2 separate regions of the Homo sapiens genome follow, and region 2 is linked to region 1. A link is a loop called in an ENCODE intact Hi-C map of the cell type or tissue named here. Cell type or tissue: IMR-90. All regions are shown on one strand. Each heading gives the region's core, and the rest is flanking DNA. Links, peaks and the distances in the headings are about the cores only.

Region 1 (8,327 bases), core at 52-8,051:
AGAGACATGCAGAGAAGTGGAAATTGGCTCAGAGGGTCTTTGAACTTGTACATGGATGTCACTACAAGCCTCATGGAAGCAGGCAGCATTTTGATGTGAGTCTAGTTCACAGAAGTAAATTTTCATAGTGATTTTTGTGGACAAGTCCTAGGCATTAGTAATAATACTGGCGATGCTGAAGATAATAATAACTACCACACATTGGGTGCCTCCTGCGCTCCAGGGCCATGCTTCAATTACCTTCAGTTCTGTAAAGCATTACCATCCTCATGGCACATGTGGAGATGCCGAGACTCGGGCAGGGTAGAGAAGATTCGCACTGTGTAGAGGACGGCAAACAGCACAACAATGCCCGCCACCAGGAGCAGCAGAACCAGGATGTCAGCCCACTCCATGGTTTATAGGTGTCGCCACGAAAGACACGACTCACACAGGCACTAGATGGAACAACACTTTACTCACACAGAGAAGAGACAGAGTAAGATCAGCTGCAATCATGGGTTCAGTCCCGCATGGCCAGGGGTCTCCTGCTACAGCAGACACAAGGTGACGGTCTGCACACACCCCTCTTGTGCAGCAGCGGGTGGACCCTGTTTCCTCCCCACCTGGAACAGATATAACAGTGGGGTTGGCCAGGTGCCTGCCACATGACGCACAAGCTTAAGCAGAACAAAGAGTACACGCTGAGTCTGAAACAGGAAAAAGATATTCCCACGTAAGGCGATAAGCCCAGCACAAGCTATGAGAGCTCCTTATCTGTTGGTAAGGAAGTGTTTTTGGCTCAAGGCCACTTGTATGGGGCTGAGCAGAGGTTAAAAAACCACATGCATGAGACTGCCTTTCTCAACCTAGGTCATATCATTGGTGTGCAGCAGAGCCAGGATTTGAACCGGGTCTTTTTGGCACCAAAGCCTATGAGCTTTCTCATTGATGAGAGGTCTTCCCCAGGCCACTCCAAGTCTCCTCTCCCTCCTCATGCCAGCCACATCAGCTAATGGACAGCCAGATTCAGCAGAGAAAAATGAACTGAGTGGGTTTCTCCCTCCTTGGACTTCTTTAATGCAAACACCTAAAATAATATTTTCCCTGAAGAATCCTCACGTATAGAAGTTTAAAGCAGAAAGCTGGATTCCCATCAGAGATGAGAAAATGCATAACAGAAAAGCAATATATGGGAAACCAAGGCACTTGGGCAATTATGTAAATAAATGGACATGGTAAGGATCATTCAGCCCTGGAAAAAAATGGACACATGTAATTCCCTTTCAGAATCTGAAAAAAGAAGAAAGAGGGATGGAATAAAAGCCCTTTTTGCTTCCGTTACAGAGTCCTGCAGTTCTGTTTGAATATTAAGCCTCCATGTGGTTGCTATGGGGCTTTTGTAATATGACTAAACTGTATTGGCTCATTTGGGGAAGGGTTATCACCTACAATTCACAGATAGGATGCCAGAGGTTAAAAGAAGTTCAGTAGTTGATCTATGTTCACCATGTTCGTTTTAGAAGCCAGGTTGAATTGAGCCCTCAGATGTTTCCAATTCCCGACCTGATCCTCATCTTCTCAAGGAACAATTGCAGTGAATCCTCAGTTGCCTACGTGGTTAATGTGGAAGAACAGAGACATAGATAATCCTAAATGATGTCTATGTCTCTTGCTCTAAACATTTGCTTTGGAAACTTCTTGCAGACCTTAGAATGAAGCCACCCTAATGTGCAAGGGGCCCCATCCTTACTCCACACCTTCCCTACTCAACGTTGCCCACCTCCCACTCCATGAAGACCTAGGGGCAGTAGATCAAAGGGAAGAGGCTCTTAACTCTCTCCTAGGTTGAGCTAGGGTAGTGGGTAGAGGAGAGAGGCCGATAATAAGGCATTTTGATTTAAAAGGCCTTCTGCAGTGCCGCAGGCAAGCAGAACAGAAACAGTAAATGAGACAATGAATTGTGTCCGTGGAAGACTCCATATGGACAGTGATTCATTATGTTAATAAGGAGGTGAAAGCCAGAGGTTGACTGTATTCTGATTTCATGTCTGGGGAATCTGTAGCTCAGAAGCGGGGAGCATCCAAATTTGAGGTCAGAGTCCAAATTCCAACACCCAGCTCCTGATTCCAATTTGGTTGGTCGAATTACTATCATCTCCTAATGACTAAGGATGCTTTAGAGCCAGATGGGACCTGAGTAGAAGTGCAAGCAATGCTTAAGGTGGAGAAGAGTGATGCTGGAGCCAAGCAGAGCCAACTCCTTGGGTCCATGCAACAAATATTGAGCACCTACCAAGTGCCAAGTGATGGCAGAACTGGCATTGGGAGAGGGAACCACAGAGGAATCTGATGTTGACCCTGGCCTAAAGGAACTCAGGGTAGGAGGTGATATGGGGCAGGCACAAATCTCTGTCATACATACAGAGAGGGAAGTGAGATGAGGTCTAAGACAGCTTCATTTATTCTCCCATTCAATTAAATCATTAACTCAGCTACTCAGGCACGATCGTAAGTGCTCCAAATAAAAAGCTAAACAAAACTGATCTCCACCCCAGAAGCTACCATTCCAATGCTGAAGCTAAGTCACCCCAGGAGGCATATCAAAACACATTCCCCAGCCCCCCAGGCCCCAGCACTGACATACTGATTCTGAATCTTTATAACTGGTACCCAAGACATCTGAAGCCTGGTTTCTAGTTATTCTCCAACTTTGGGCACTGGTCTGGTGGAATAGGGAGGGAGTCCAGCTAAGAGAGTCCAGAGGAAGAGTCAGAGATAGAGAGCAAGGCTTCATGGCCCACCTCTCCCTGGAAGCCCTCCTTGACCAGCACAGCCCACACTGATCCCCATGTCCTCTGAATCCAACCTCCACTGCGTGTTCTGCAGTTTTGCATTTTTCTGTTTGTTGTTGTTTTTTGTTTTTCTTTCTTTCTTTTCTTTTCTTTCCTTTTTTTTTTTTTTTCCAAAACTAGCAGGTTTAATCCCTCTTCTCCTGCTTGTGTCTCATCTCTAAAGGTGGGTGTTCCCGTGTTCCAGGTCATTGTGATGAGAGTTCCAGGGGACTTGTGACACACTGCTGGCCGGCTCTGTTCAAGTGTGGGAGGTCAGGAGCAGCCAGTTCCTCCTGGGAATGCAACCCATCTCCGAAAAGGATTAAGCATCACTAGGGCTCCAAGTGAGTTCTGATCAGAGGCTGTTCGGAAGACAGCAGGGGCCATGACCACCCTCTCTCCTGAAAACAGCCTCTCTGCCAGACAGTCAGCCTCCTTCATCCTGGTGCGTGTTCTTTGTCAGCTCTGAGTGCCTCCCTCCCCAGCCTCTGGTTGGCACTGGGACCATTTTCCCCTGCTGGGTAGGAAAAGCTAGAACCCTGAGCTAACATAGAAGGTGGAGCAAGGGCGGTTGTACCTTACTCTTACCATCAGCCCAAGGACAGGACTGAGACATCCAAGCCCCCTTTCACCTTCTTTCCAAGCCAGCAAAACCTTCTCCACATATGTGCTATTCTAACTTTATTGAGTTGTAGGTTTGCAGGTGCGAACCTGAAGATGCTGATAGATTTTCATCGGTGCTTTTTGCCAACAATTTTGGTATACTGCCACCAGGTGGCAGTAATGCTTTTGTTAGTAGGTAGTTCTAAACCCAGTTTACAAGATACAGCTATTTGTTAGAAGTCGGCTTCAGTCATAAAAATTTTCCACACGGTATTTTTTCAAAATCATAACTAATTACAATAACTTTAGCCAATCTTAAGTCTCATTAATCATAGTGATTAAGAGAGTGATACATAAAAATGCAAAATGGACACTCCTCTCCCTGAGTTTTAAATGTTACTGCTTTATGGCAAATTATCACCAGGCCTTGCTTTAAATTTTCTTTATATCTTTCTCATTTCTCTGAGCTTAGAGAAGGCTAATAAAATAAACTGTCACATAGCATTTATTATGTACGATGAATGTTCTAAATGCTTTATTTATAGTCATTCATTCTCATCACAACTCTATGAAGTGAATAATGCTGTTGTCTTCCTTTTATAAATGAGAACATGGAGCCACAGAGACTTTGTCACTTGCCTACAGTCACACAGCTTGTTAAGTGGCAGAAGTTGTATTTCGACCCAGACAGGTGGGGTGCAAAACTCAGTATTCTCAAAGTGTGGCATCCAAACCTGCAGCATTAGCACCAACTGGGAACTTGTAAGAATGCAGACTCTTGGGCCCCAGATCTTCTGAACCAATAAACTGGAGACGAAGCCCAGAGATCTGTGTTTTTTGTAACTCATCCCTCCAGGGCACTGTGATGCACAATTAGCTTTGTGAACCACTGTTTTAAACCATTTTCTTCATCACGGTGCTGTACTGATGATACACCCTCCACACCTGGGTTGGTAATAATTGCTGAAGTGGGAACCCCTTGTTACGGTTGGGAGTCTATCTTGTCCTCAGGTGAACTGGAGTAGAAAAGAGAACCTGTCCAGGTGCAGTGGCTCACGCCTGTAATCCCAGCACTTTGGGAGGCCGAAGCGGGCAGATCACCTGAGGTCGCGAGTTCAAGACCAGCCTGGCCAATATGGCAAAACCCTGTCTCTACTAAAAAATACAAAAAATTAGCCAGGCGTGGTAGTGAGTCCCTGTAATCCCAGCTACTTAAGAGACTGAGGCAGGAGAATCACTTGAACCAGGGAGGTGGAGGTTGCAGTGAGCTGAGATTGCGCCACTGCACTCCAGCCTGGGCGACAGAGTGAGACTCCATCAAAAAAAAAAAAAAAGAAGAAGAAGAAGAAGAAAGAAGGAAGGAAGGAGGGAAGGAGGGAAGAAGGGAAGGAAGGAAGGGAGGGAGGGAGGGAGGGAGGGAAGCTTAAGCAAAGTCAATGACCTTCCCTGGGCTTTATTGGAGGTTCTGTGGCTATGAGTATTCAGAGAAACTTGGCATTAAAACCCTCATAAAAAGTTTTTCTTGTCCTCCAAAGGCTTTCTTTTTTTACTGAAAATATGGGAGAAAACCCCTAACCCAATGATGCAGTGGGGAGAGGAGATTTATGCCTGAAGCCAAGGCCTCTAGCAGCAGGAAACTTTTAGAGGGACTGAGCCACTTAGGGCTCCCACTTCTGGTCCCCTTCCCCAGGGGAAGAATGGCCAAGGCTTCCTCAGGTTTGCTGATGTAGAACTTTAACCTGCCTAGATACACCCTGAAGGTGGGAGATTTCCATAGCTGCTCTATCTAGCAGTACGCTTCCCAGGACACTAGGAAAGGCACCACTGCAGAGCTGGAGGGTATCCAGCCCCCTCGCAAACTGCAGACTTCCCCTCCCGGATTACCAGGTCATTATACCCAGTGTATGGAAAAGGGTGTTATTAGGTTGGTTGAGCAAAGAACAGAGGAATATGGGAAGATGAAGGTTGATTTGAGAAGCCACTGTGTTGACAATCTCCGTCACATTAAAGGAGCCCAGATACACATTCTCTGATTTCTAGCATAGGCAGGTAGGTGGTGTGCATGTAGAGAGAGGGCTTCTAAGTGACATTTCCCCCTTTGCCTTCTGCGGGTCAACAGCCTTCTTGTTCTGGTCCTTGGCTTGCTAGCAAGTGTCTGAGATAGTCTTGTGGGTGGCCTATAGTTTGCTGAAGTTTGGAGAGATACAGGGAACTGGTGGGTGTAGAGAAATGGAGTTTCCTAGAAGGAAGAATCAGTGACTTTTTTTGTGGGTTTTTTTTTTTTTTTTTTTTTTTTTTTTTTTTTTTTTTTTTTTTTTGAGACGGAGTCTTGCTCTGTCACCCAGGCTGGAGTGCAGTGGTGCGATCTCAGCTCACTGCAAGCTCCGCCTCCTGGGTTCACGTCATTCTCCTGCCTCAGCCTCCCAAGTAGCTGGGACCACAGGTGCCCACTACAACACCCGGGTAATTTTTGTTTTTTTTTTTTTGTATTTTTTTTAGTAGAGAAGGGGTTTCACCATGTTGGTCAGGATGGTCTCGATCTCTTGACCTCGTGATCCACCCGCCTCGGCCTCCCAAAGTGCTGGGATTACAGGCGTGAGCCACCGCGCCCGGCCGAAGCAGTGACTTTTTATAAACAAATTCAACCACGGCAAAGTAGGCAGATGGCCAATTGTTACAGGTAGAGGTTTAGAAATGCAAATTCTCTGAATACTCAACAGATGTCTTCTTGTGATGTTTCTAATTATTTCTGCCTTATTGCGTTGATGCTGTATCTTTTGTTACGGTGTGCGGTGCATATTACTTTAATTTCAATATTACCTCTCCATTGTGTTTGACTTTTTTTCGTATCTTTGTTCGTCATTTATTTTTTAATCATTGTAGGGCATTTGATTTTAAGGTATTTCTTTTGTTCACAGCTTGTGTAAGATACATATTTTTTATTTGAGTGGAAAATCCTTGCCTTTTAATTCCTTCCCACTGCCCCTCCCACCCCCAGCATGGCATTAGGGTTAAGCCTCTGACTGTTGCATCAAACAGCTTAGGGTTCAAACTCCAGCTCTGATACTTTCTGTATCTAATCTCAGATATGCTAATTAACCCTCCTGTGGTCTCAGTTCCCTGATCTGTAAAACAGTACAAGAACTTTACCACTTCATAGATATTTGCGAAGATTAAATGGGTTGATATATGTAAAGTGCTTAGAACAGTGTCTGGCACATCATCAATTGCTTTTTAATGTTTACAGCTAATAAGAGAATGAAATGCATTTATTTTCATAATTAATTGCTTTGGGTTTCTATCATTTTTATGCTTTATACTTTTATTAATTCCTTGTTGTTTCCTATATTGCTTGCTTTTATTTTTTAAAGTGAGTTGGAAGATGTCCTGTTCCTATAAATTCCTAATTTTTAAAGTAAAAAATAAAGCAATTTCTTTTGACTCCATCCTAATATCTAATAAAGAAATAGAATCTGCAATTAAAAACTTTCCCACAAAGAAAACTTTAGCCCAGATGGCTTCACTGGTTCTACCAAATATTTTAAAAAGAAATAATACCAATTCTATACAAACACTTCCAGAAAACTAAAAAAAAAAAAAAAAAAAAAAAAAAAAAAAAAAAAGAAATCCCTACTCATTTTATGAGGCCAACATTACCCTGATACCAAAATTAGAGATCTTACAAGAAAAGAAACTCACAGGCAAATGATTCTTGTGAACATGGATGCAAAAATTCTAAATAAAATTTTAGCAAATAGAATACAACAATGTATAAAAAGCATAGTATATCATCACCAAGTGGGGCTTATCCCAGGAATGTGAGGCTTACTTACCATTCAAAAGTACTCAATATAATTTACCATACTAACAAACTCAAAAAAAGAAAACCATATGACCATTTCAACAGATGCAGAACATTATTTGACAAAATCCAACATCCATTCCTAATTAAAAACTCTCAGCATGCTAGAACTGGAAGGGACTGTCTTCAACCTGATAAAAGGCATCTGTAGAAAGCCTAGAGTTCACATCATACTGAACTGTGAAAGCCTGAATGCTGCTCCTCTAAGATGAGGAACAAAGCAAGAATGTCTTCTCTCACCACGTTTATTCAACATTGCACTTGAGTTCTAGCCAGTGCAGTAAAACAAGAAAAAATAAATAAAAGGTATTCATACTTGAAAGGAAGAAGTTAAACTGCCTTTACTCACAGATGAACATGCTCATCTATGTCAGAGTTGGCAAATTTTTTCTGCAAAGGTCACAATAGAATTTTTGGCTTTATGTCCACGCAGTCTCTGTTGCAACTACTCAACTCTGCCATCATAGCATGAAAACAGCCACAGACAAAAATGAGTGGGTGTGGCTGTATCCTAATAAAACTTTATTTAGAAAAACAGATTGGAGGCCACATTTGATCCATGGATCATAATTTGCTGACCCCTGGTCTATGTCAAAAATCCCATGGAATCCACAAGAAAGCCACTACGACTACTAAGTGAGTTTTACTAGGTTGCAGGAATACAAGATTGATATATAGAAGTACATTGTATTTCTATTAGAAATTTAAATTTTAAAATGATACTTTTTACAGTAGCATCTGAAATATGAAATACTTATGGATAAACTTGACAAAATATATGAATGACCTAGACACTGAAAACTACAAGACACTGCTGAGAGAAATTTTAAAAGACCTACATAAACAGAGAAATATATTGTGTTCACAGGTCAGAGGACTCAATAATGTCATCAATTCTCCCAAACTGGCTTACAGATTCAATACAGTCTCCACCAAAATCACAGCTGCCTTTATTATAGAAATGGACAAATTGACTAAAATCCTTATGGAAATGCATTTCTAAAGTTAAAGCATTTCCTTTTATAGTTAAGGATCCCGGGACACAGCCC
Region 2 (8,327 bases), core at 248-8,247, 62 kb after region 1:
GTACACCTCATTTATTCACTCATTCATTTGGTCATTCATTCATTCAACAGATATTTGAGTGCTAGATTCTGGGCACTGGTTGTGACAGGGTGAGATGGGACAGTGAGTGTGAAAGACTTTGGAAGCAGAGTCTCTCCCCAGTGTGGGGTTAGGGTGTAGCCTGGTCATGGTCATTGCAGATTCCAGAACGTTTGTGTAACAAACACTCATATGGTGCATACTAAGTGCCGGACACTGTTCTTGGAGTTTTGCAGTTAGAATCACTTAATCCCTGTGACAACCCTGGGATTGTTATCCCCATTTTGCAGATGAGGAAACTGTGGCCCTGAGAAGTTAAGCGACTTGCCCTGGAGGCAGAATCACAGATCAGCATCCCTCCTTCCTTCCCCGAAGTTGTCTCAGATTGTTCCTTCAGAAAGAAAAAGAGTCTTCAGGCTTAGAAAGCTGTGTCGGATCAGACAAGCTGTGGAAACGGAGGGTTCTGGGCCCTCCTCCTGCCTCCCTGTTTCTCCTTTGAGAGTCATCAGTGTCTGAACAAACAAGTGGAGTCCTAAGCAGCCTCATTCCAGGCAGACTTCCTGTCTCCTCTCTTATCAGCCACTTGCAAGGCACCTTCTCTCTCCCCTGCTCTCAAACTGGACCATCCCTGCAAGAAGAGACAGCTCCTGTTTTCAATAATAAGAATAAGAATATCTGATATTTATTGAACATACACTATGCTAAGCATTTTATTTTTCTCATTTAATTCCCACAACAGCCTTGTGAGATAAATAGTATTATCAGCTCTATTTTATAGATGAGGAAACTGAGGCTCGGAGAAATTAACCAACTCACCCAAGGTCTCAGGGTTAATGAGTGGCCAAGCTTAGACCTAGGCTGACTGTCCAATCCAGTGGGCCCTGGCCTCACTCTGTTCCGTCTCTTAGGGACGGGTGTTTTATATTCTGTGTCACCTGTCTCTGTGTTCACTGTTCCCCTGAGGTGTAAACACCTGAAAAAAACCAAATTTGGGTTTTTGCCTCAAGTTTGCGGGCCCCACAGAGTTGCTGGGGATGGTGGCAGAGCAGGGTTGGGAGCCATTAGTACCATTATGGGCACCAGGTTACTGCTAGACTTGGCCTGGGAGCTCTGGCTTTTTGTCCTCTCTCCTTCCTCCTAACCTCAGGGGTCCTCACTGCAGCATCCTCTGCTCTCAGAAGGTGTACCCCTCTCCAGTAGCTCCCTAGTAGCTCCTGAGTCCATTCTACCTCCTTTCTAAGCTGGGAACACATGGAAGACTTCCCAGGACAGTGGCTGACATGGGCAGGAGAGGAAAGGGGCAGGGAGGGAGCTGGGGTCCGCCCAGGCGGCCCACACCTCCTTCCAATTGCTGTGCCCAGCATTCCTGCAGAAGAGCAGTCAGGGTTGGGATGCTGGAAAGAGAGGTTTAGACTTGCCCCTCCCCTGGCCCTGACCTAGCCGCCTCATTTCCACAGGCAGCTGGACCAAGGGCCTTCTTTTTGTCGGGACTCATGATCACAGGGTGAGGGTTGGGTCTGGGTCCCTCTCCCTCTTGCTGATGGGCACCCAGAAACCAGGCATTGCAGTACCACTTGGAAATGGGGAGAGGGGTGTCAGAATGCCAAAGCAGGAAGAGACACAGGATGGGAAAGCGAGGCCCCAGAGGCCTTTGCCATCCAAACCTCAAGAGACAACCCATCCTTCCCCCTGCTTGTGGGCCAGCTGGAACCACAGGTTTTCCAAACCCAACGCAAATCTTTCTGCAAAAGAAAGGACTCTGGGAATCGATTCCAGACCCTGCTTGACAATGAAGTCTGTGCTCACACAGGCAGTGCCACCAGACGTTTTATGGAGTATGGGCATTGGCTCACGCACTTGCCAAGGACATACAGGTGCTAGGCCCTGAGCTGGGCGTGGAGAATTTCAGGGGCATCCCAGAACCCTCCCTGGCCTCACTGACGTCTCAGCCTGGCAGTGAGAAAACAGACACCTGGGGTGGAGAGTGGCCCAAGTCCATGTCTGTCTTTGCCAGCTCTCAGCACCCACTGTGCACCTGGGAGACGTGCACCAGAAGCTGAGTACAGGCAAAAGATAATACCACTCACCCCTGCCCTCATGGGCTCTTGCCTGGCTGCAGAAGGCAGATATCATCTCGTGAGGAAATAGGGCAGATATCATCTCATGAGGAAATAGTCATTTAACAAATATTTATTGAGCGACTTACTGTATGCTGGGCACCGTTCTAGAGCTGGGTATTCATTCGTGAAAAGAAAGAGACAAAATTCTTGCCCTTGTGGATCTTCTATTTTCATGTATAAACATAATAAATATGTAAAAAAAATAGAAGGTACTAAGTGCTGTGGAAAAATAGAGATAGGTAAGGAAGATCGGGAGTGTAGGAGAGGGACAGGTTGCAAAGGTGGTCAGGCCTCATGAAGGTGACACTTGAGCAAAGACTTGAGGCATATGAGTGAGCCATGCAGCTGTCTGCAGGAAGAGCATTCCAGATAGGAAGACAGCCAGTGCAAGGCCCTGAGGCAGGAGTTCCCTGGGGTTTTCAGGTGTGCTCCAGTGTGGTTAGAACAGAGTAGAGTGGAAATGGAGGTATAACAGGGGACAGGTCAGAGAGGTAATGGGGTCCGGGCCATGGGGAGCTTGTCGGCCATTGTAAGGGGTTTGCCTTTTATTTTCTGTGCATCCCTTTTACTCAGCGTTTGAGCTGAGTAGAAGCATGGGTCCCTGACTGCTAAACAGGGCCCCTGACTGCTGTGCCAGGAGTGGACAGTGGAGAGTCAGCCAGGGGAACCGACAGGAGGCTGTTCCAGAGAGTAGGAAGAGTGGTAGCAATGGAGGAAGCCAGCTTTAGGGTATGTTCTTGAGATAGAGCTGAGGGGATTTCCTGCTGGGTTGGATATGGGGTATGAAAGAAAGAGAGGTGTCAGGGATCACACAGTGGTTTATGGCTGGTGTGGCTGGAAGGATGCAATTGCCTTGAGCTGAGATGGGAAGGCTGTGGGCAGCGTAAGTTTTGTAAGAAATATGAAAATTTCAGGTCACTGTGCAGGGCCTGAGAGGGCAAGGAGGGAACCCCTGGAGTAACTGAAGCATCAAGGGAAGCTTCTAGAGGTGGGGTAGGGGGCACCAGGCAGGGCCTGCAAGGGCGGGGAGGGCTCAGGGGCAGGGGTTGGGTTCACGCTGGGAGGAAATGTGCATTAGGTGTGCAGAGAGGCAGCAGAGGCTTGGCCTCTGAGCAGGGAGCTGACCTCCGCATTGGTTAGCATTGTCTGCCTCCCCCTCAGCCCAGCCTGCCTCCTGGGCAGCTGGCGCAATCAAGCACACACTTACAAATCCCTTCTGTGAGTCAAGCCCTTCTGCTGCTGTCTCTCCCCATTGGTGGGGTGGACAGGTGAGTGCTGTAAAAGGGTGCAGGGTGGTGGTGGAGGGGTGTTCAGGACTGACAGGGTGGGCTTTGGAGCTAAAGACTGTGTGCCTCTGCATAGGTAGAGCTGGTGTGTGTGTGTGTGTGTGTGTGTGTGTGTGTGTGTGTGTACGCGCATGCACATGCATAGCTGGGAATTCCAGGACAAGGGCACCATGGAGTCAGGGGGTAAAAAAGGTTGGGGTATGCTGCCAGAGACCTGCCTACTGATCCTTAGGATTAAGAGTTCTGGAAGGCTAGGTAAGGTCAAACCACAGACGGCTTTAGCTGCCACTCTGAGACTTCTAGGCTTGATTCTGTGGGCAATGGGGAGCCATTGAAGACCCTGGGCCTGGCTTGATGGCTGTCCTAGCTCTCAGGCTTGAGCTGGGTTACATCTTCATTATGGGGCAAAGTGGAATCTGCAGCCACCTTGCCTGCCTGCTCACCAAGCAGGTGTGGCACTGCCAGGCCAGTGCTGACAAGTTAATTTCCTGATTATGAGATAATCATTTCCTAGGGAATCGGGCAGCCAGCTCCCGCCGTGGAGGCCTCTCTGGCTCATCTTTATTCAAGGCCCTGCTCTGCAGAGCTTTCTGCTTCTCTGCCACCTAGGGGCTCCTCTGGAGTCTGGCTGCGCTAGCCAAAACATCCCGCTCAGCACATATTTCACAAGCAACTGACCAGTTCCTCCTGGACTTTGTTTATCCTCCAGCCCTGGGCTCAAGAGATTAGGGCTCTTTTGCATTCCACTTTCCATCATTTGCCCCTCATGAGGAGGAGGCTTGGAGAGGAAAGATTCCAGAGACAAGGTTTACTGAACCCACAAAAAAGAGGAAGCCAAGAGGGAAACAGGTGAGGTGTGGACGAGCAATGGGAAGGCAGCCACAGGGCTCTCAGCGCCAGGCAGCCTCCCTCCAGGAACCGCTGGGCAGGAGGGAACAGATTTCTAATGAAGCAGGAAGGATTTAGGTCAGAAGGTGGGAGAATTTCCTGACTGCTAAAGTATCGTCTGTAGGGGTTGTGAGAGGGCTCGGGCTCTTGCCCAAGGCTGGGGAATGAACTGAACAGCTCCTAAAAAGTATTTTAATCTCCAAGTGTTTATCGATCTATCCAACCTGTGTTCAGGGGCCAGCTAGTTCAGTCTCCCTCATCATCCAGATGGGGAAAGTGAGCCTCAGAAAGGGGACTGGGGAGACTGGACAAGACAGTGAACTCACCTCTGGAGCTTCCCCCCTGAGAAGGCCCCAGCTGCATCCCACCAGGGAAGGGGCAGATGGTCTTTGTCCTCCGGTTCCCGAGGGCGGGCACGGGAGCCGTCAGCAACTCCAGACCCAGCATTGAGCAGGAGGACAGGGTGGGCTTGTCCCGAGCACACAGGCCCCAAGAGTCAGTGTGACAGGTTCCTCCTACTGTGCTCCTGCACACTCCCACAGAGGAAGCTCCAGGGGCAGAGCCAGGATATAGAACATTGGTTCTGTCTTCTCGGCTCCGTGTCTTCACTGTCCTGGAGGTTTGAAGGGCATGCTATAGCTAAAAGGCTTACCCCACATCAGTGGCTGGCTGTCTCCCTGTGGAATGAATGGCCCTGGGACCGTATTCCCTCGCACGCAGCTCCTCCCCAGCCGAGCATCCTGGCTTTGGCCATCTCAAGGGTCTTCGCTGCCCCGTGACTCAGCATCCCTGCCATCCTGGCCCAGGCTCTGTGCAGCCTGCATCTGAGGAAGAATGCCCACAGAGGCCGGCACAGGGCCTCAGGCCCCGAGTCAGGTGGAGGACAATTAGAAGTGGAAGAATGGAGGCCATGAAGCCTGAAGTGGGGCTGGGTCAACCCAAGGCCACACAGAAGGCCTATGACACAGTAGGGCAAGACCCCAGGCTCCTGTCTCCCTCCTGGGAGCAAGAAATTGATGGTGGCCAGGGTTTTCCTGGGTAGTCTGAGCAAGCCCATCCACCCAGTCTTTGGGTGGTGAGACCCGCCCCAGCCTACCCCCACCAGTGGTGCTGGGGGCTTGGGAGAAGACTGAGCAGGGCTGTAGGTGACCCAGGGAGCTGGCTGCGTACCTTCATCAGGCCCAGGAGGGGCACGTACGGCCGTTCACTGTAGCGTGTTTGTGGAGCGGGGAGTTAGAGGTGACCTGGAGGTCTAAAACAGGAGGCTGGCCGGGTGCGGTCACTCACCCCTGTAATCCCAGCACTTTGAGAGGCCAAGGCGGGTGGAACACTTGAGGTCAGGAGTTCGAGACCAGGCTGGCCAACATGGTGAAACCCCATCTCTACTAAAAATACAAAATTTAGCCAGAGCACACACCTGTAATCCCAGCTGCTCAGGAGGCTGAGGCAGGAGAATTGCTTGAACCCGGGAGGTGGAGGTTGCAGTGAGCTAAGATGGCGCCATTGCAGTCCAGCCTGGGCAACAGAGCTAGACTCCGTATCTATCTATCTATCTATCTATCTATCTATCTATCTATCTAGGTAGATAGATAGAACAGGAGGCCAGCTAGAAGGGACATAGAGGATGCACATCGTGGAATCCTATGTAGCAGTGACAGGCAGTGAACTAGATAGACCTTAAAAGTTTACATGGACTGGGCTCGGTGGCTCACCCCATAACCTCAGCACTTTGGGAGGCTAAGGTGGGCAGATCACCTGAGGTCAGGAGTTCGAGACCAGCCTGGCCAACATGGTGAAACCCTGTCTCTACTGAAAATACAAAAATTAGCCAGGCATGGTGGCATGCGCCTGTGGTCCTAGCTACTTGGGAAGCTGAGATGGAAGGATCACTTGAACCCGGGAAGCGGATGTTGCAGTGAGCCAAGATCGCACCACTGCCCTCCAGCCTGGGCTGATGGTTTCCCCTGTATTTGGAGTAAGCAAAAAGACCTCATTTGACTGGGTGCGGTGGTTCACGCCTGCAATCCCAGGACTTTGGGAGGCTGAGGCAGGAGGATCACTTGAGCCCAGGAGATCAAGGCTGCAGTTAGCCATGTTCACGCCACTGCATTCCTGCCTGGACAACAGAGCAAGACCCTGTCTCAAAGAAAAAAGAAAAGGTGGAGGTGGCGTGGGGAGCTGGATATGTACCTTCACCAGGTCCAGGATCTTCCTTTAAAATGCATACTTTTTGAGGTGAGGGCTGATCACACAGTCTGATAATAACTGGACTTCACCCAACATTGGCCACTCTGCTTGGAGGGCCTGTTGTACCCTACAAGCCAAAAATTGCAGACCAGCCTCCTTACTCCTACACTGATCGTGTCCACTAGCCCCCAACTCAATCAACCCTTCTTTATCCCCTTCCAACATCACATAATCCCCCAGCCCCAAGCCCTGCAGAGGGGCCAAGAGCCCAAGCCTGCAGGCCTGGCTGCTGACGAAATGTCCCCTGGGAGAGCTGCCCAGAGAAGGAGCCATTGTTCCTTCCTGGAAAAACATACCAGCTATGGGAGGGGGTCTGCTATTCCCTGGGACCTCGGCAAGGATCCTGAGGGTGAGGCGGGGGGGCCTGGCCTGAACTCCTGAGGCTGCTCCTTTCCAGCAGCTTCCCCGAGCTGCTGCCTCTTGTGTCACCCCCATGGCCATGAGGGTGTGACAGAGGTGGAGCTCAGAGAGGGAGTCACAGGAGGCCCTGGTGATTGTTAGAGATGTAGAACAAAGAAACTTACAAAATAATGGTAAGAGTGATTCCATTTAAGTTCTAGAAAAGGCATAACTAATCTACAGTGATTAGAAGCAGAGCAGTGGCTGCCTGGGGTGGCGGAGGCGGGGAGAGGACTTACAGGGAAGGGGCCAGAGGGTGACAGAAACAATCCACAGCTTGATTGTGGTGGAAGCCACACGGCTTTATACATTTGTTAGAACTTATCAAACTGTACACCTAAAATCTGTGCATTTCACTGTGTATAGAGTACAGCTCAAAAAGTTTATTTTTATAAAAAGAGTGACAGGAGGAGTCCTGGGAGGGCAAGGAGACCTAGGATCTCCTCCTGGGGTACCCCAGCTCCCTGTGTGACCCTGTGCAGATTTATGGGCCTGAGCCTCAGTTTCCTCCGGTGCTTCCAAAGACATTATGTGCCTTGGTGTCTTGGGGGCAGGACATGGAAAACACTTTGGGTTGCCTAGAACAGTCATTAAAGAGGCTCTCCTGACAGAGCCTGAGGGGCTTTGGACCAGTCAGTCACCCTCAAAACAAAAGTTGCTCCACTGAGGGCGAGTAGGACTCAGGGCCTGCCCATAGAATGCCATCTGGAGCGGAGGAGACACACACAGGTTAGTATGGTGAAATCTAAGTGTAGATCAATACAGATGGGGTGGTGAGAGAGGAGAATTTTGTGCAGTCTGAGATATCATTGCAATCAGGGGAGACTTCCCGCAACAAGAGGCCCCTGCCTGAGCCTGAGATTCCTCAACAGTAAGAGGAAGAAGATGATCATCTGTAGCGAGGGTCAAGGCTCAGATTGTGACCAGCAGCCCCAAGCTGTTTGTCCTTAGTCTCTCTTCCAATTCTCCACATGCAGTACTCTACAAATGCCCCTCCTCCATAACTCTGGCACTTATAACCCTACTCCACTCAGTTTTAATCAGACTTGATGATATCACAGCAATTCCTGTTTTTTTTTTTTTCCTTTAGCTGAAGAGCTTTAGTCCATCATCAGGGGACAAACAGAAATGAGACTGAGATTCAGAATTGCTGATAGGCATCAGACCTCCGTCTGTGACCAGGATCAGGGCTCGGTGTGTGACCAGCATCGGGACTCAGACTGGGATCAGGAACAGGGCTTGGTGTGTGATCAGGGTCAAGGCTCAGGGTGTGCCCAGGGCCAGGGTTCAGTATGTGACCAAGGTCAGCGCTTAATGTGACCAGGGTCAGAGGTCAGTCTGTGACCAAGGTCAGGGTGCAGACTGTGAT

What was found. Peaks named below come from ENCODE experiments on the same cell type or tissue, not always from the same donor. Only the 100,000 strongest peaks of a DNase experiment are listed, where the experiment ranks them.
Region 2: it touches region 1 in a loop (6-fold over the local background); 9 of 110 quality-filtered maps call a loop at or near these places.

The regions. Positions count from the first base shown.
Region 1 is chr15:73,870,512-73,878,838 of GRCh38, forward strand. TBC1D21 (TBC1 domain family member 21) reads left to right here and starts at 3,053. Exons shown (of 11, transcript NM_153356.3): 1 at 3,053-3,258. The coding sequence starts at 3,199. LOC102723657 (a long non-coding RNA gene) reads right to left here and starts at 3,024. Exons shown (of 6, transcript XR_932455.3): 1 at 2,784-3,024; 2 at 1,432-1,592; 3 at 241-605; 4 at 1-101. In IMR-90, for the core only: a CTCF peak has its summit at 3,580 (motif pointing right); a DNase peak (open chromatin) is centred at 3,610; H3K27me3 peaks cover 4,192 bases.
Region 2 is chr15:73,932,426-73,940,752 of GRCh38, forward strand. The region is part of intron 1 of LOXL1 (lysyl oxidase like 1); the gene reads left to right. Among named protein-coding and RNA genes, the nearest start is that of LOXL1-AS1, 8.3 kb to the left of the region's middle. RefSeq lists enhancers at 403-697, 5,090-5,689, 8,116-8,327. In IMR-90, for the core only: a CTCF peak has its summit at 4,040 (motif pointing left); a DNase peak (open chromatin) is centred at 4,066; H3K27ac peaks cover 2,614 bases.